Linked DNA regions of Homo sapiens: region 2 is linked to region 1. Evidence: chromatin loops called from intact Hi-C (ENCODE). Cell type or tissue: heart left ventricle. All regions are shown on one strand. Links, peaks and the distances in the headings refer to the core of each region. The heading gives the core; the rest is flanking DNA.

Region 1 (8,000 bases), core at 1-8,000:
AAGAGTATTTGGCACATGGTAAATAGAAATGTGAGCTGTGATTATTATTTCTTAGTGGGAGAACTCTGGAATATATTCTAGAAGTGCAAGTAATTTTTTTAAAAAAGTAACCCTTTCTGTGTCAACCAACAGTAGACAGTGACATTGTGTTGAAAACTTGGGGAAAAATCTGGCATTGTCTCTTACCGTGCCGACAGGCCCCTTATTCAGCAAATGTGAGCTCTCCCTACCCCATGACCACCCTGTGTTCACCACCTAGAACTAGCTCCACTTCTGGAACGTTAGGCCCAATCTCTTGCTCTCTCTGATCACATCATGTGTCTTCCTGACCCTTGCACTCCCAAATTCCTTAATTGCAGGTGCTCTTTGACCTCAGGGAGATCTCAGAGCCCTGATCCCCTCTTTACTCCCCTTCTGCCGGATCGACCCCAGACCCCTGGGCATCACAGCAGCTGTGCTCTTGGCACTTCCTCTGCACACTGCTTTGCCTTCTGTCTGGCACATGTGAGGCTGGTCCTCTCAGCTCAGAGTCAGTGCCTCACCAACAGTGTGGCCATACATGCTCAGGGGAGCAGGAGAGAACTTCTTCTTGGGCCAGCGCAGGACAAGAAACAGTTACTGGCCTTCCTAAGCCAGTGCTCTCCTCTCATCCAAGGGAGAAGAATGAAACTAACATTCATGGGAGTTTAACAAGAATGGTGGGCTGGGAACTCCCAGCTGTCTGTCCCGCCACATGCTCCTCTAAATTATGAGAAAGTCACTCCTCCCTGAAGCCTCTCTCACTGCCTGCAGCCCCGAGATAATGGCTTCCCTCTCCAAGCTTCCTATCCTCAGTTTCTGCTTCGGTGGGAGGGCGCACCACAGTCCCGCGTGTGTTCTTGCTGGGTGGCTACACATCTGTCTCTCCAGCCGGGCTCTGAGCCCTCCACGGTGAGTTATATTGTTTTATTCAGCATCCTAACTCTTGAACGTGAGTGTGGTGTCTTCCATATTGTATTGCTCAAACTTCAGCTGGTCTAAAGTATGCTTTTCTTTATATAATTGTTTCTGTGCATGTTAGACTTCTGAAAAGAAGATTTCAGAAATGAGGAACTGTTTTACATTTTGCAGAAATTCTCATTTGCTCACGTCACAACTGGGAGTTTATTGTGGGCTAATGGAGCTAAAGTTGAAAGACCTAGATTCAAGTAATCATTGAGCCTGTAATAAACTAGAGGGCCAGGAAGCCACTAGGCTAGGCCTCCTTTCCAAACACATCCAACAAGGCAGCAGGTTTGCTGGCCTTTTCTATGGCTCTGAGGCTTCCAGATGCCCAGGGCAGCTGCTTCTCATGCACATCCAGCTTAAATCTCAGTCACAGGACCCCTCTGTGATGTCATGCATCTGCAGGAACTGTGGACCCCAGACAACTCTCACTGGGAAATACCAGCAAAGCTCCCAATTTATCAATGGATTGCTCATGCTTGGCCTGCAAGTTAAGGCAGTCTGAGAGTCTGGCAGAACACATCTGTAATTCTGGGGTGTTACAAATCACAACTGAGAGCTCACAGCCCACACAATGCTATTGCAGGCTCACAGGAAAAAACAATCTTTTTCTATGCCTTATACGAGAATGAAGAACTTAAACCCATGTCTAAGTAGGAGGCCAGGCAAAACCTATACCAAATATGAGACTAATGCACCAGAGCATCACCTAATAATTCTAATATGTGCGTATCAATCTATTCACATCTTTCCGTTGAGCTGTGAGTGATTGTAAGAAAACTATCATTCTTTAGTTTCCTTATAATCATTAGATAGAGAGGCAAACTGGAAGATGGTATTGAAGAAGGCTCTAGGCCACTGTGGGAGGAAAATGGGGGCAAAGGAGAGAGGAAGGCCCATCAGGAAGCTCCAACAGCTCCTGGCTTCCTAGCTGTGGAAGGCACCACCCTGCAGCCTTGTCTCCTGCCACCTTGCCAGCTGTGGCTGCTGGTCTTTCTTCTCTGCTTTGCTCATGCAGTTTCTCCCTACCTTAGCTCTAGAGCTGTTGATGTTCCCAGTCACCCTGTAACATCCAACACAAATGCCATCTTCGCTGTGAAGTCTCTGCGTGGTCCTCCAGGCGGCTTTTATCTGCTCCCCACACAAGTTTATTTATGTCCCCATTATCACATTTGTCATCATCTGACACATATTCCAGTTAGTCATGTCCCTGTCTGTCTCCCTTACTGGGACTGGGAGCTCCTCTGAGGTAGGGTTGGGTCTTTTTCTATAGCCAGCACTTAGTCCAGTGACAAGAGGCCCTCCAGTGACAGAAGCACAGCCTGTCCCTGCAGGAAACAAGTAACTGTTCATAAGCTGGTGCCCTTCAGCTGACAGAATCCACAGGGAGCAGGTAACCAATGCTTCAGCCCAGACTCCTGTGGCTCCAAGTTACGTATCAGGGGAAAACATAATGAGAATAAGTATCTGCTCTGGAAACTTCCATTAGGTCTCTACAACTGGGAATTGAACCACCTCTGTTGATTTTCTGCTCAAAACTCCCACCTGGATTTTCACATCTTCCAAACACCATATTCTGGGATGGCTTAAATATAACAATCAGAGGCCAATCATCACAAAATAAGAGTGTTAAGTAATCACTCAGGGGAAGAGATCTCCCCAGCAAATACTCCTACCTCAAATGTCAAAGCAAAGCATGTCCATCTATGTTTAGCTGAACAGCATGTGCTGCAACCTGGCCTTCTAGCTCCAGGAGGGCTCTGGGAAAGGCAGACCACCAGGCATCTGTGCCATCTCAGCTCTGTACACACAGCTGTACCAACAGCATCATGAACAAAGTGCTGGCACTTCCTCCCAGACGCCATGTACATCATCCCTGCACATGGGTGCAAATCTACCCATCACACAAGTGTGGGGCTGGCCAGAAAACAGGACACAATGTCAGGGGAAAGCACAGTGGGGCAAAGGCAGGATTCCCAGAGATGGGGGCAGTGGTGTATGATGGCATCGTAACCACTAAGCACATTGTTTTTCAAAACCGTTGCTTTTCCAGACCATAGACATAGGGGAAGGCAGGCAAGGGTACAGCTTTAGGAAGGCTCACTCCCCCAGTGTAGGACTGGCTATGTGCTTCTGGGTGGTTCCAGAGAAACCAGATTCCATATTCTCAGGAAGAAATGAAAATGCTTGGAGGCTTTAAGATATCTAGGATGATTTCTTGGACCTCTGGGAGGTGGAGTGCTAGGGGGCAGAAAGGAGAGTATCTAGCTGCTCCTGAGCCTCTCGGCAGAGTCATGCATGCACAGGATATGGAAAGCACCCAGCACGGCATCCAGGCCCACTGCAGCCTTCCTTTTCTTTCTGCATAAAAACCAAGGTTTAAACAAATGGGTCTTGTCACATTCCAAATAAGGACACCTGGCATATTCCAGATCAAACGGCTTACTCTCTGTAGAAAACTCAGTATAGCCTGATGTGTCTCTTTTGGAGTTTTGCAGACACAAAGTTGCAATAAAAATATCCTGGAACTAGAAAAATTAAGCCAGTAACTGCATTTGAACATCTTGCTCTGGTAACCCACACATGCAATTTATGTTAAGGCTGTTTTCTCTGCCAGATTCAACTGCCTGGTTACTCTGAGTAATTCTCTTCTTGAATTTTGGGTACTCCCCAGCATATACTTACAGGGCAATGCCTCTGTCTCTTTCCCTCTCTCTTCCTTCCCTTAAAGCTATTTGATGATGTCAGCGCAGTGCCAGAGATACAACAACAAAGTGGGTTTAAAAAAGTTACAAACTGGCTAGAAGAAAACTGAAGTTCTTTGTGGATGCTCATTTAAAATCAGATGAATGCCCCGAAAAAGAGGCCACAACTAGGCTTTCGAAGGTGAAAATCAACAAAACGAGGTAAGGGGAGTTATTTAGAGAAAACCCACGTAAAAATTTGGAAACTTTCTTCTTCACACACAGGGCGTGTTCAACTGAAGACTGTCAAGTAGACAGTTAATCTTGAGGCTTTCCCCAACTAGTACTATGTTCGTTTCCTCCCTGCTCCATGGTACCCACCACTCGGCGAGGGAGGTAACTCAGTCCTTATGATTTTAGCCTCTGAGTTAGATAAACCTGGGTTCAAATCCTAGTGCTGGAGCTTATTAACTATGAGCCATTGGGTTAGTAATTTCATCTGTAAAATGTAGATAAGTAATTACTCACCTCACAGGGATGTGGTTAAGGTCAGTAATCTACGTAGTAAATGAATACAATCCCTAGCACATGCTAAATGCTCAATCAGTATTAGCCATTACTACTGTCATAATAGCACTTAAAAGGTGCCTCAGACTTGGAGAAGGGAGAACATAAACTCAGGATTCAGATTTCAGGGTTCAAATGGAAATTATTCTGCTCCTAGACTTGGGAAAGTTATTCAACCTCTCTGCTGCCTTAGTTTCCCTCATCTGTACAATGGGATGACAATAGCTACCTAATAGGATTCTCTAGAGAATTATAGGAGCTAATAAGCTAATATACGTCAAGTCCTAGACCCTTCTACCTCAAACCCCAACCAGGTGTCTCAGAAGAGGTGTCTGCTAAACTTATTATTTAGTCTTAATGAATGATGAGGCCTTAAAGTGTTATTTCTTCTTGGGGTGCTTGCATTTTAGTTGCATGTACATTGCAGGAATGGCTCTCTGAATCCAGATGGTGGCAAGGTGGTGCTGGGATGTATGTGTGTGTGGGGTCGGGTGGTGATGGGTATGGCAGAACAGAAACTGAGTGCGGTCATCTAGGTAGACCCCCTGGAAATCACACCCAGGAGGCAAGGGCTCTTGCCTGAGGCTGTCCACCTATCTTAGCCGGGAATTCAGTGGACCTCTCCAACACTTCATTTGGAGTTCACTGTCAGACAGTGCTCCTGCACATGGACTCCCTCTTGGGACAAAATCTGGCATGAGGTTAGACTCAGGGTTTCCCCGTTTGAAGTGCAGGGCTGGGAAGAAGATTTGATCCTGCACGCCGGCCTTATTCCCACTAGCAGGCGTTATCGCAGACAGCAGCGCCATTCACTCAGTCTCATGGCGCTGTGGAGATCTCAGCTGATTTAGCCTCAAATAAGCTTGTGAAGAGAATAACCATAGTCCATCTAGTGCTTACAGAGGGCAAGCACTCTGTACACACAGGACGTCATATATGTGACACTGTGGCAGCTGCAGACATACTACAAATCAGTCTCTGGTTTATTCCATCAGATCTGAAAATACTGAGAACCGTATTTTATGAAGCCATCATGGAAACCAGGTGGATTATCAGGGCTTCAAATTCTGAGCTATTGATAACCAATAAATAATTTAAATCAAAATATTTGGAAGAAGTGAAAAAAAAAAGTGATAAAGAGCTTCCAAACCACAGATACAGTGCCTTACAGTTTAGGAGAATTTCACTGCTAGTATTTTGAGGCATAAATGGAGTAAACATTTGCCTGGGATTCAGCTGGAATAAGAGAGTAAACTTGCTGATGGCTTGCTATGTCCTATAGAAATATCAACACATACAACTCCACTGGAGGCCCTCAGAACATCACAGGCTCAGAACACCCAGAGACCGGGACACTTCCACTAGCATCAGCCTGGCATAAGAGAAGCTGGACACCCCAACCCCTCAACTTGGCTCTGTGGAAGGTGAAGCCACATCAGGCTCCCACCTCCACCTCTGGCTGCTGGGCCTCTCTCTCCTGGCACTGGCAGACCCGGGGTGCCTTGCCTCAGTCTCTGCCATGCATCCTGCCCCGCTTTCTCTCCTTGCTTCCTAGATTCTTATTCCTCCTCCATTTCTCACATCTGCTTTTCATCACCCTGACACAGCCACATCCTGGGTCTCCATCAGCACTTGTGAATAGCAGCACTTGTGAATAGCAGCACTTGTGAATAGCAACTCTGGTGGCAGCTCCTCCCCATAAAGGAGATGGGCATGTGGCTGTCCCACAGCTCTAGTCTGTCCTGGCAATGAGTAACCAAGACAACCAGCTACGAAATAAAAACAGTCAATTATGGGGCTTCTGGGGATGGGAAAAGCATCTAGATTATTTTCTCCTTTAACTACACTCTGTACTTGCATGAAGAAGGAGGAATCCGTATACAAATTCTTAATGCTCATTTGCTCAGAGAGCTGCAGACCACTTGCAGTTTGGCTGCATAAGCATATTTTTCTGTCAAAGCCTTCCCCACCCCACCTGTCTCTTCCCAGATTAATTTATGACTGCCTGTCCCACAGGCATGGGTCAATAGATCATGATGATAACGATGTTTATTCCTTTGGGACTATCAGGTGCACTTGGCTGAGCAGTAATTCTCATTGAGGTCCTGGGGAAGTATTCTAAGGAGTGCTGATCTACTGTGTTTTGACCAAGAGAGTCATTTTAGAACACAGGAGTCACATGCTCCTCACACTTACGTGTTCTTCTGAAGCATACAGGATGTCCATTAGTCTCTGCACGAGGTCATCATTTTCCTGCCCGTGTTCTTGGCAGAGTAGCTCGATCTCTCTCAACTTCCCAAAGTAGAAATCCCTTTCCTTTTCCACGCCTTCAAGGGCAAGTTTTAATGAATGTACCTGCAAGGGAGTGAGAGTGAAGAAAAAAAACCACCCAAAATATAGTATAAGACATGACCAGCAATTCCTGTGAATAAAACCCAAAAGAGAGAGAGAGAGAGAAGCAGAAATAACCAATGTGTAAGTCTGAGGGAGAAACAACAGGGCTGTTGTCTGGAGCTTGACCCTGGGCCAAAACGTCCAATTCTCCACAGCACTCTGGTCATTCCCTTCAGGCAACTGAGCGTTTATTAACCAGGGACAGAGTGGTCTTTCTGCTTGTGCGGTTCCCCGCAGGCTGGAAGTGAGCTTTCGTCTCCTGCTAACATAGGCTGGAACACATCTTTCCTCTAACTTCTTACTATGGTCTGAAAGTTTGTATCTCCTCAAAATGTGTATGTTGAAATCCTAACACCCAAGGTGATGGTGTTAGGAGGTGGGGCCTTTGGGAGGTGGCTGTCATGGGGTTAGAGCCCTTATGAATAGGATGAGTGCCCTGATAAGAGGCCCAATCGAGCTTATTCATCCTTTCAGCATGTGAAGACAGTGAGAAGGTGCCATCTATGAAGAATGGGGCCTCAAGCAGACGCTGAATCTACTGGCGCCTTGATCTTGGACATCCCAGTCTCCAGAACTGTGAGAAGTAAATTTCTGTTGTTTATAAGTCACCCTGTCTACAGTACTCTGCTCTAGCAGCCTGAACAGACTGAAATACTTGTTCATCTTCTGCAGGAAATGGAGAATGGGAGGAGGAAAGAGAAGCAGAACAGAGAGGCTGTAAGCATGGCTATTTAGTTTTATGTTGAGGACTCTCCGTCCCTTAGATCACTTACATGGAAGCCACGCTTAGCTAGACCCTTTCACAAATGATACTGAGCCACATTAGACAAACGCTCTCCAGGGAGAAACTGAGGGTTCGTGACACGAGGAAAACTGGGTAAGACCCAAAGCCTGGCTGAGTGGATCTGTCTCAATTTCTCTAGTTCGGGCTTTGGGTACGTCACTGGGAAGGCAGGAGGGCAAGGAAGGCCTATTCCCTCACCACAGTAGCCCTCATTCCTCTTTCTTCCCCTCGATCCTGGTTCAGAGTTTCCAGGGTTGTGCAGCTTCTCAGGGTGGCTACAGAACAGTCCAAGTGAAGGGAGGAGGCAGTGGTCAAAAGAGGGTCCAAGAACTCGGACACCCAGAGCTAAAGAAACCCTCACGGGGTTGTGACTAGATCTGGTTTCAAATCTCAGTCTACCATAGTCCCACAGGCGCAGCAGCTACACTCAGGCCCAAACTATTACCCCGTTCCTGGTCTCTGAGGATCCCCATTTGTTTAAACCCTTCGTTTATTTTTATGTAGGGTATATGCTTCAGGTGGTAAATTAAGTCTTTCATGGCCCTCCTTAGGTAAAATCTCTCTGTCATTACCTTAAAAATCACCCC
Region 2 (11,471 bases), core at 1,868-9,867, 61 kb before region 1:
ATTAAGCAATACATATATATATTATAACAGATCCAGTTATACAGTATAAAGGCAAAGTCTAGATAACCAAAGTTAACAGTCTGCTGTGTATCTTTTTGCAATGCTTGTTCAAATACAGACGAGTGGGATGCAATAAAGATATAAATGTAACAAATAAAGCTATATGAGAATGTTTCTATAATGTAGTGGGCGGCAATGTGGGAGTAAGGGAGGGGAGCTTTTTAAGATGGAAAACCCAAAAGCTTAGAGTCAGACTTGAGCCACATCAAAAATTTAAAGTTTCTAAAGATGATTGCCAGTTGGGGAATTGTTTATAGTGTACTTATAAATACTGCCACTGAATCAACCAATCGTTTTAGCACCATGTACTCTTAATTTTGGTTAATAAGTTTAATTCATATTATACTATTTTAATAGGCTGAATTTAAGTATATATGCTGAAAGAACCATAAGACTATTTTGTATTGACTGTAAAAATCCACGAAGTAGAATTCTTTTAAACATTCTCGAGTTCGACTTCTTTTTAAAATTCTTTTTCATTCTAGATTCCATAGATAGAAGCATGTGAGGAGATCTCAGTCTAGTTCTGTGTTGAGAGAACAAATGTCTGTGCATACGATGTTCCCTTCCTGAGCACTGTCTTATTTAACTTCCCACCAGAGAAGGACAACACTGGAGGCTCCTTTTTTCCTTAGGGTTATGATCTATACCAAGCAGCAAGACTCAGGGAAAATCATGTTTCTGCTAACAATTTACAGAAAACATAATTTAAGAATTTCTCATAATTTATAAAGAGTAAAAAGGGATTATGTAACATCATGTTGTTTTTTGGAGGTCACTTAAAATTAGGATGGTAAATATTGATATTGTTTCATTGATTATGTTCCAAATTCTCCAAATTGGCCAATAGTTATACTATGTAGTTACCATCCACTGTTATCCAGGTTTATTCTTCTGTTACTTAGGCTGTCATTGATATTCCAAGTAAAGTAGTATAGTTCACTCTTCTGAATTTGTTTGTGTTTGTTGAAAACCCAGTATTTGGGTATTTAATTTAATTAGCACTAGATGTACATTGCCCCCTGTTTGCCTAGGAGTAGAAAAGCTAAGTGTCAGGTTGTGAGCCTCATTTTTAATGTGAGCCTCATTATAAGTATTTTGAGAGAGAAGCCATTCATTTCGTCTTTGTTCTCTTCACCATAATGTTCTTCACGTAAGAGGAACTCAAGTTCAAATGAACTATGAAAAGCGAAGAACAAACACCCAAACATTTGTATACAAAATAGGGGGATCAGTAAAAGTCTCCAGGAGCTTGAACAAAAAGTAATGCATTTTAAAATTTAAGTTTGAATTGGTTATGTAGAATCATAGAAATTAAAAATAAAAAAGGACACTGGAGTTCATATAATAAAATCTCCAAAAAAAAATAAACAATAAAAAATAAACAAAATGCAGGCATGAAAAGTGATCTCTAATTCATAGAGCAAGGTGGTTTTTTGTTTGTTTGTTTTTGAGACAGGGTCTTGCTCTGTAGCCCAGGCTGGAGTGCAGTGATGTGATCTTGGCTCACTGCAACCTCTGCCTCCCAGATTCAAGCCATTCTTGTGCCTCAGCCTCCCTAGTAGCTGGGACTACAGGTGTGCACCACCACACTCAACGAATTTTTATATTTTTAGTAGAGACAGGGTTTCACCATGTTGTCCAGGCTGGTCTCGAACTCCTGACCTCAGGTGATCTGCCCACCTTGGTGTCCCAAAGTGCTGAGATTACAGGTGTGAGCCACTGCGCCCAGCCCTAGAGCAGGATTTTGATAGTACAGATCAGAAGTGAAGTCAACTGCTCCCCCTGACACTGTCCTTTTTGCAATTTCAAATCATCTCTCATGGCACAGGTCTTTAAATTTCGCAAATGATAAATTTTGGCAATATATAACAGGTGTGCAAAAGAGGTAAGTTTACAAATAACTTTGGAAAATGAAGTTTTGGGTTTTTTGTTGTTGTTGTTGGTTGGTTGATCGGTTTTATTTTTAATCCAGCGGTCTACTTTAGAGAACTCTATTGAATCTGGGAAAAGAAGGTAAGGGTGTCATAGCAGAACCATTCCAACATTTAGGGGGCCTGGGTAAGCTAGTATAAATGGAGGTCCAGGGACTGCTCCCTGCTTCTCCTGCCACTCCTAGCTTATGTCCTACTGGACATAGGCCTTGTTTGCATGCAAGTGGAGACCCAGGTGGCAGCCCTAGTTCCACATCCCTCTGCACCTCCCCAAACAGCCACCCCTGGCATGCTGGGAAAAGGGATGCATGGGCCTAGAAACTGGACTGGGGTTCAATTAGGGAATTCCAGGGTCATGGGGACCTGGAGCATGTTCTAGAATGGGGGTGCCTCTCCCATGTTCTAGAATGGGGGTGCCTCTCCCTGTGAAGAAAAATGCAGTGAGAAGACAGCGCAAATGGGCCAAGGGTAAGACACAGGGGATGTGGATAGTCATTGCATTCTTTATGAGGCAAATAATTAGAAACAGTTGAACTGTCTCACAATAGAGGAAAGGTTGAGTGTATCCGCATAATAAGAAATAATAAACCATTAAAACTTTAATCTTGGAGGCTGTACAACACCACGGAAAATGTTCACTGTGTGTAATATCCAATATGAGATATCCAGGAAGCAAAATTGAATAGATGCTATGTGTCTATTCAATGACTTTAATTACATAAAGCTTCAAGTGAAAGGTCCACATCTAGGATTTTATCCCACCAATATCTTGCATATCTGCATAAAGATTTAAGTACTAGAATGCTTGTTGCAGCATTATTTGTCACAGCAAAACGTACCCAATTCATTTTATTCTGTAAGAATTGGGTAAATAAATTATGCTACATCCATACATCAAACAAATACGTAGCTGTTAGAAAGAATGAGACAGCTCTACATGCCAATATTAAATTCTCTCTAAGAAACATTTTAGGTGAAAAAAAGCAAGGTGCATGTAATATATTCCTATTGATGTAAAAAATGGCATTTTATATATATGAAAAACTAAGACTATATGAGAATATTACAAGTGATAATTGTTTTAAGGTGGCAGGGATATGGGTGATGATCTTTAATTATTTCCCAAACTTTCTTTAGTGCTTCTGTGGCTTTAAAAGGAAAATTAAGGAAAAATGAAGAGCTGGAAAAATGAATGCTTAAGCAACCATGAGAGGAGGTTTCCTAAACTCTGATCACCCCTTCCTACACTATTGAATTCTGTTGCTACTTAAAGTTTAGAACAGTTGTGCAGGCTGCAAGTTTTCATTGCCTCTGTTATATTCAGAGACAGAGGGCTATGCTTTGATTTCTATTAATACAGTCATTATTGCATTGAACATGTCTGTGTATTGTCATAAAATTATGAAAAATATGGTTTCTGGACTTTATTATTAGGTTGCATGACACAGCTATGCTCAAGAGAGAAGACTGAATTCTCGAGAAATCTTTGGCTTTGGCTGAGATTTCCTGACTGGTTCATTTCTGTCAGTGATTGCTGGCACAGTCTCATGAATAAAACAAAGCATCTAAATGCTTTTCTTGGCTTTTCTAACTGAGCCTTAACTTGCATTATTTTACCTTTAGACATTTTACCTCATTTTGTACCCACACTTCTGGCTCTTGATAACAATTTGATCCTAATGGAAAAATTAAGTCAGATAACGTCTACAACAAAGGGGCCTGGTACCATTTTGAGAAGCCAGGGGTATCAAGGGGATAAAATCAATTAAATCTACAGAATTTCTTTATTCTCTGTATTCTGTGAGACTTAGCAAAACTCATAACAGATCTTTATCTTTCATTAGTCTTCTTGGCTATACAGGAGACATTTCAAGGGCTAAGCAGCACCTATAGAAGTGCCTGAATTATTAGTTCATGTTAGATTGCCAGTTGATGCTCGGTTCTACTCTAGTCCTTGAATTCTAATACTTTTTATTTTTTCAAATTCTTGGTAATTACATAAATAAGTTGGTAGTCTTTTCTTTGCACAGATGAAAAGGAAATGATTCTAAATTGATTAAATTTTATTCCAGGCATAGGCAAATTATTTATGATTACAGCTCCCTTAATTGGCACATAAACTAACTTTTAACTGTGGCTTATCTCCTAAAAACATGATTCATTAAAATTGGAGAAATTCTCGTGATTTATGCATACAGTTATGTGCCCTTTGCCCTTTGCGATGCTTTATTCAGATTAGTAAGTAATCAAATTGCCAAGTTTGGTTTACAACTGATGTTTTAATTAGTTTGGGATGGCAGCTCATTCATATGAAGATACATTATAAACCAGAAAAACAGCGTTGTATTTTTGAATTGAATTGTTGCCTCAGATCAGAGTTCTATTGAACTTTTTCTTTTTCTTTTTTTGAAACAAGTTCTTACTCTGTTGCCCAGGCTGGAGTGCAGTGGCAGGATCACAGCTCATTGTAACCTGGAACTCCTGGCTCAAACAATCCTCCCATCTCAGCTTCCTGAGTAGCTGGAAGTACAGCTGTGCATCATCATGCTGAGATAATTTTGTATTTTTTGTAGGGAAGGGGGTCTCACTTTGTTGCCCAGGCTGGTCTCGAACTCCTGGCCTCAAGCAATCTTCCACTCTCTGCCTCCCAAAGGTCTAGGATTATAGGTGTGAGCCACCACTCCAGCCTCTATTGAACTTCTTACCTTCTATTTTCCAAATTTGAAATCTCCCTCTTTACTCTAGAGAGAGCAGATTCTGTATACATATTCTTTAAAATTTGCCTTCCCCCCCCGCCCTCAGGAGGCTATCAGATTGATGATGGAACTAGTAAGACATTTTGTTTGCAGAGATCCTGATGGGTTTGAAAATTCTATATTTTTCCCGAGGCGGGCGGATCACGAGGTCAGGAGATCGACCCCGTCTCTACTAAAAATACAAAAATATTAGCCGGGCATGGTGGCGGGCGCCTGTAGTCCCAGCTACTCGGGAGGCTGAGGCAGGAGAATGGCGTGAACCCGGGAGGCGGAGCTTGCAGTGAGCCGGGATTGCCCACTGCACTCCAGCCTGGGCGACAGCGAGACTCCGTCTCAAAATAAAAAAAAGAAAATTCTGTGTTTTTCTTTGTATAATTTGGCAGGCAGCAGAGAATGGTAGCAACAACATGGTTTTGGAAATTAGGCCAAGATTGGAATCTTGATGTACTAATTACACTCGGCCCTCCTATATCTGTGGATTTCTCATAATGGATTTAACTAACTGCTGATGGAAAATATTTGGGAAAAAAATACAACAATAAAAAAGAATACAAATAAAAAAACTATACAGTATGACAACTATTTACATAGCACTTACATTGTATTAGGTATTATAAGTAATATAGAGAGTATATAAAGTTGTGAAAATTGATTATACAAATTGGAGTTATGCTTCAAAGGAACAGGGGAAAAAAGCACTCAGGGCACAAAGTGCCTGCTGCAGGAACTGTCTTGTAAGCCCAGCCCCTGAAATGACCTGCTGTAATCTTAAGACCAACTTTAGTAGCTGCGGAATGGACCTGCCCTGACTCTAAGAGCTTTACCTACTGCCATCACTCACCAATCACAGTTTGTCCACTCAGAAAGACCTCATTAGCGCCAATGAACTTTCTTTCGAAATGTTTTACATTTCTCTATCCCAATGAAACCTCAATCTTTTCTTTTGTTGTTTGGGCATACTGAAGACCACCCTGGTCTGTGAGTACATCCTGAATTGCAATTCTGTTTTTATATATATTCGTAAATAAAACCTTTCGCTTATTCTTCTTTATATTTTATTTTATTTTATTTTAACAAAGTGTATGGTAGGATATGTGTACGTTATATACAAATACTAGGCTTGGCGTTGTGGATCACGCCTGTAATCCCAGCACTTTGGGAGGCTGAGGCAGGCTGATCACCCGAGGTCAGGAGTTTGAGACCAGCCTGGCCAACATGGTGAAACCCTGTCTCTATTAAAAATACAAAAATTAGCTGGGCCTGGTGGTGGCCACCTGTAATTCCAGCTACTTGGGAAGCTAAGGCTGGAGAATTTCTTCAACCCAGGAGGTGAGGTTGCAGTGAGCCGAGATGGCATTATTGCACTCCAGCCTGGGTGACGAGTGAAATTCCGTCTCAAAACAAACAAACAAAAAAAACTGCACCATTTTTTTATAAGGGACTTGAGCATCCTTGGATTTTAGTATTTACAGAGGATATTCCCCATGAATATCCAGGAAGAACTGTGCTAGTTACTTTGATATAGAGGGCCAAGTGTACTAGTTACTTTACACAGTGTACTACACAATTGTTTTAAATATAAAGGAGTCATAATAATCTTTATCCTGCTAGGGAGTTGTGAGTCATGATAACAGAGAATACATAAAGTTGCTCAGGCAGTGCCTGGTATCTATAGTTTTCAATTTGACCTTTAATTCAATAAAAGTAAATCTTCCAGATGACTTCTTAATGAAAGGATACATCATAGAATATTTTACTACAGTAAAAGAATAATTGATATTTTATCATCAGGTAGCCTCACTTACTCTGTACTTTTTCCTATCTGTTATATAATAATGATGATTAATATTTCTTACTATACCCCTAGGCCCAGAGGATCTTTCCAAATGATTAAAATATAGGGTAATCATATAATTTCATCTTTAAGCATTTTTATTATATTCTAATTCCATAAAAAGAAGTAATTCAATTGATTGAATTTCCTTTTGTGTACAGGCAAAAAGTCCACAGTTTAATTCCACATATTACTTTTAACAATGATAAATATATATATGGAAAATGTCTATTGACTAGAATACCTTTTTTTAATAATCATGCCAGATAGCCAGTGCATCGAAAATTGCTATTATGAATAACATCATAATAGCATCCATCATTAAGTGCTTACTCTATGCCATGCTCCGTGTATTTCTCATCAAATCTCATTTAACATTAACTCACACCATGCAGAATGTAGTATTGTCCCTGTTTCACAGATTAAGAAACTCAGAGAGGTTAAGTAAATTGCTCAAGGTCACATAGGAAGTAGGTGGCAGAACTAGACTTGAATTCATAGCCACCTTAAGCCAAAACTTGGTCTCTTAACTACCATACAATTCTAGACGGCCTTTCATATCTAGGTATTTTTTTTTATTATGCCTTGTGGTCAAACCCTTTCTCTCTGAAAGTTTCTATGTTAGGAAAACGAATTGTGCCTTATTATTATATGTGTTGTAATATACAAGTCAAGACTATTTGAACAGGAGGGAAAAATGTACTGGCATAGCAAAACAACACCACATCCCTGAGGTTGATGGAGCAGAAGGTCACACTGTTTTTAATATCATTGTTAGAGACATGGGGACTCAGCAGTGTGAAAGTCTATTGTAAGCCATCTCCCTGTGTCATGGCCAGGGTGTAGTAATGGAAAGGGTATATTTCACTTCAGTAGAAAGAAGAGCAAACAATGAGAGTGCCTGCCGTTCACCTCTGCAGAGAGATGACTTGGCAACATTAGCCTGTGACTGAGAAGGAGTCTAATCTGTCAGAAAGAGACCCTTAAAGTTGGCAGCCATCTAGACCTGTTGTATATGTGGCATGTGTGCTTTTGTCTGGATGGAGGGTCCTCAGTGTTTGTCAAATTATGGCATCCACAAACAAAATAATGTTGAGAACTAGCTTATCTACATGTAGCCTTACAACAGTAATTAAAAAAAGATGTAGTTTAAATATATAGCTGAAGATAATTTATGAGGATGCATTTATGTGTGGTTTTGTATTAGGCACTTTGAATAAAGAGAAGTTGATGGGCAATATTTTCCAAAGGTTAAGAGCAGTGGGATTCAGGAGTCAAATCTTAGGTTTCAATCATTATCACTGTCCCTCCCATTTCTAACTTAACTTGGAAGGGTCAGATTCCTCTTCTGTACAATAGGGATTATAATATGTACCTCTCTGGGTTAACATGGGTATTACATGAGGGAGCTGAATTATCTGTACAAAGAAAACACAAATTGTCCAAACAGAGCAGAGTATGACATTCATTCCTAGGTACTCAGTAGATGATTATAATCAGAGCCCTATATTCTTTATATTAAAAATTAAAACAGCTTAAATAATCCCTCCGATATCCAGGGCACATAGAAAACAGCAAAAAGATTAAATTAGTTTAAGTTAAGGAAAGTGAGTTTTCAGCAAAATCAAAGTGGGAAATGGGGAGGAAAGGCAGCTCGTAGGTGGTATTTGAAGAAGCTCTCCAGGTCACAATGAGAAGGCTTGATAGAGAAGCGAAGCTGATCAAGCAGCAGCAGGACGTGTATGATATGACACTGCTTCTGAGGCACCTCAGATGCAAGAGTAGGTCACAGTCTGAACCATGTTCAGATACTCCAAGGTTTAATTATGTAAATGACTTCTCCAGGGGATATTCCAGCTGCTTGCAAAGCCACTTCAGCCATGCTTCATTTATCACAGTCATGAACACACAAGAGCCTTCATATTGAAAAATTTATTAGTCTACAATGGGGATTGGGAGATGGAAAGGAAGGGCTTGATAACTAAAAGTGCTGCGGAGCTTCCATTGCTCTCACAGCAGTTACAAAATGGGCAGGTACAATCCTTGACCTCGAGCAGGATAAAGGCTTCAAAGTGAAGTCTTCCTCGGCCTGCTTTAAATGAGGGTGTTAGTGTAAAAGAAAGAAATGCTTTCCCAATAAAATTAAAATTTTCCAGAGAGCAGTTGAGATGACAAAGTATTTTAAATGATCATCGGCAATCTTCATCAATTGAAGACACAGCCGGGCGTGGTGGTGTGTGCCTGTAGTCCCAGCTACTCTGGAGGCTAAAGCTAGAGGAACCCTTGAAGCAGGAGTTCGAGACCAGGAGTTCTCTTTATGTTGCCTGGGCACCATAAAGAGACCCCATGTCAAAATGAAAACGAAACAAAAAGTGAAGACAGAAGATATTTTCAACTATCTTTTTTTTTTTCTTTTTTTAAATAAATTTAATTTAATTTCACTGTTTCCCAGGCTGGTTTCCAACTCCTGGCCTCAAGCGATCTGCCTATCTCTGCCTCCCAAAGTGTTGGGATTACAAGCATGAGCCACTGAGCCGGGCCACAGCTAGCTATTTTCTTAGTGTAACAATGCATATTACATTCCCTAGCACAGCGTCTGGCACATAGTAGGCCTCACATGTTTCCTCCTCCTCCACTCTTTCATATCTTTCCTATTCGATGAACACTTCAGAGCTTATTACGAACCCAGGTCACAATACCACAGTGGTGTTTTCTAATGAATGACAAGACACATTTGCATGATAAAATATTCTTGTTTTGTTTTTTAACTTACAAAAAAGGTCCTGCATAAGATTTGTGGGCCCCTTAGGGTCAAGCATTCTCTGTTCTCACAAGACATAAAAGCTGAAGCTTTTTAACAAATAGAAACAGTGGATTTTCTTTGCTCTGCAGTAAAGACCAGAGAAAAGTTTATGGACTTGTCCTTAGGTTTTATGAATGGGACGTGAAAACACCCACTTCCCCTTCCCAGAGGCTGTTTCAGAGAATAACCTCTTTTCTCATTCTACTTATGTTCTAAAGCCTTGCACAAAGCTAGTAATTTATAATTGCTGATTTGACTGAATGTATAATCTCTATCTTAAAGCATTTCAAGTTCTTTTTGGCAACCGCAGGGAGTTTCCAAGTTCCAAAAGGGAATGTTCAGTTTACTTTCATCTTTAATTATCTGGGATGGTGGTTTTAATCCTACTGAAAGAGTTAAGTGTCGATCAAAAGAAAAATCCATATGGTAAGATAGGGTGGTGAGGGAAGACCAAGTCATGCAGAATGCTAGGTAAGCAGCAATTTACAATTCAACTCCTGTCCTCAGTGCTATCAGAATATCAATAGTTAGGATTTGTTTACTTTTTTCAGATTTACAAGAGATAAATTCCAAACCTCACGATGGTATCCCCTTACTTAAGATGACAAAGTTCATCTGTTTTCATTCAGATGAACCATACTTTTGGGTTATAAGAGAACTTTGGGTAAATCTCTTTCTCTCTCCTAGTTTATAAACAACAGATATTTTTTTCTCATTGTTCTGGATGCTGGGAAGTCTGAGATCAAGATGCCCGCAGATTTGGGTCTGGTGAAGGCTGCTTCCTGGTTCATAGATGGCACCTTCTAGCTATGTCCTCACATGATGAACGGGCCTACATTTTTATTTCTAGAGGCATTAAGTTTACCTGAAATATGGCAAGTTTCTAGTGTCTTCTCTTGTTTTTTAAATAGCATGTTTTGGTAGCATAATATTGTCCTAAATTATTTCTTAGGGAACAAAGTAACATCTTGACTTATAGCAAATTGAGAAAAGGTGCTGGATAAAGTTCCAGAGCCCATTACAAGGCATCTGAGAACCTCCAAATACCAGGGTAGACTTGGAAACCTCAGAATCTCCTTGTATTTCTTTTCTAGAAGTCTAACAAGGGATTAGAGTCAACCTGGGACCCCAAGAACAATCTGCTCTGGGTACCAGCCAGAGTTGAAGAGCCTGGAAGGGCAGATGAATTTTTGCAAACTCTAGCGCAGTTTAAAACCTCACAGGAGAGGGTGGCAAGCTGTGGTCTCTGAGGTCTGATTGCCAGGGTTTGAATTCTGGCTCTGCCACTTACTAGTTGTACAACCTTGGGAAAGTTACTCAACCTCTCTGTGCCTAAGTTTTCTCATCTACGAAATTGGAGAGATAATAATAGCAGAGTTGTTTTGAGGATGGAATTATTTTTAAAAAGCTCAGTTGGGCTTGACACATAGTAACTGTGTATGTTTACAAGGGAAAATCCTAGAGAAGAGAGGGATCAATATAGTTTCAAGCAAGAGTTGTTAAACTGTGGCACACAGGCCAAATCTGGCCTGCCATCCATTTTATGTAAATACGGTTTTATTGGAACACTCCTATGCCTGTTCATTTATGTATTGTCTATGGTTGTTTTTGTGATACAAAAGCAGAGTTTAGTAGCTGTGACAGAGATTGTATGGCCTGCAAAACTTAAAATAGCTACTATTTGGCCCTTTACAGAAAAAGTTTGCAGGCTCTGAACTATAGTCTTCCTTCTATTGCATTGGTATGTAGTATATTTTCTTTATTCGATGGTAAATGTGTTTGCCACAGATCTGGCAAAAGTGTTTCCAGCTACTCTTTCCCTCTGCAAATGCCTGAGAGTCTGTAGGTCATGAAACTCCCATGAAGCAGCACATTGTACCACCAAAGAAGCTGACAGGCTGCCCAGTGTCACAGAATGAATTGTGACTGAATCTTTTGTGGTGGTACTGTGGACCATTGAGACTAATATGAAAATTACCTTCTGAGCATTTATGCAAGATAATTTAATTTTAGAGCTCATAAACAAGATCAGAGTTATGTGGTTTAACAAAAGGTCTCCTTATGTGTATGTATGCTTGCCAAAA

What was found. Hi-C counts contacts between places; a loop is a spot of excess contacts. Peaks named below come from ENCODE experiments on the same cell type or tissue, not always from the same donor. Only the 100,000 strongest peaks of a DNase experiment are listed, where the experiment ranks them.
Region 2: a loop joins it to region 1, with 3 times the contacts of the local background. A loop is called at or near these places in 2 of 110 quality-filtered maps.

The regions. Positions count from the first base shown.
Region 1 is chr18:35,130,622-35,138,621 of GRCh38, reverse strand. MAPRE2 (microtubule associated protein RP/EB family member 2) reads right to left here. Exons shown (of 7, transcript NM_014268.4): 6 at 6,432-6,590. Among named protein-coding and RNA genes, the nearest start is that of MAPRE2, 93 kb to the right of the region's middle. In heart left ventricle, for the core only: no CTCF peak of the experiment used is centred there; no DNase peak of the experiment used is centred there; H3K27ac peaks cover 3,623 bases.
Region 2 is chr18:35,189,528-35,200,998 of GRCh38, reverse strand. No RefSeq gene overlaps it. Among named protein-coding and RNA genes, the nearest start is that of ZNF397, 46 kb to the left of the region's middle. In heart left ventricle, for the core only: no CTCF peak of the experiment used is centred there; no DNase peak of the experiment used is centred there.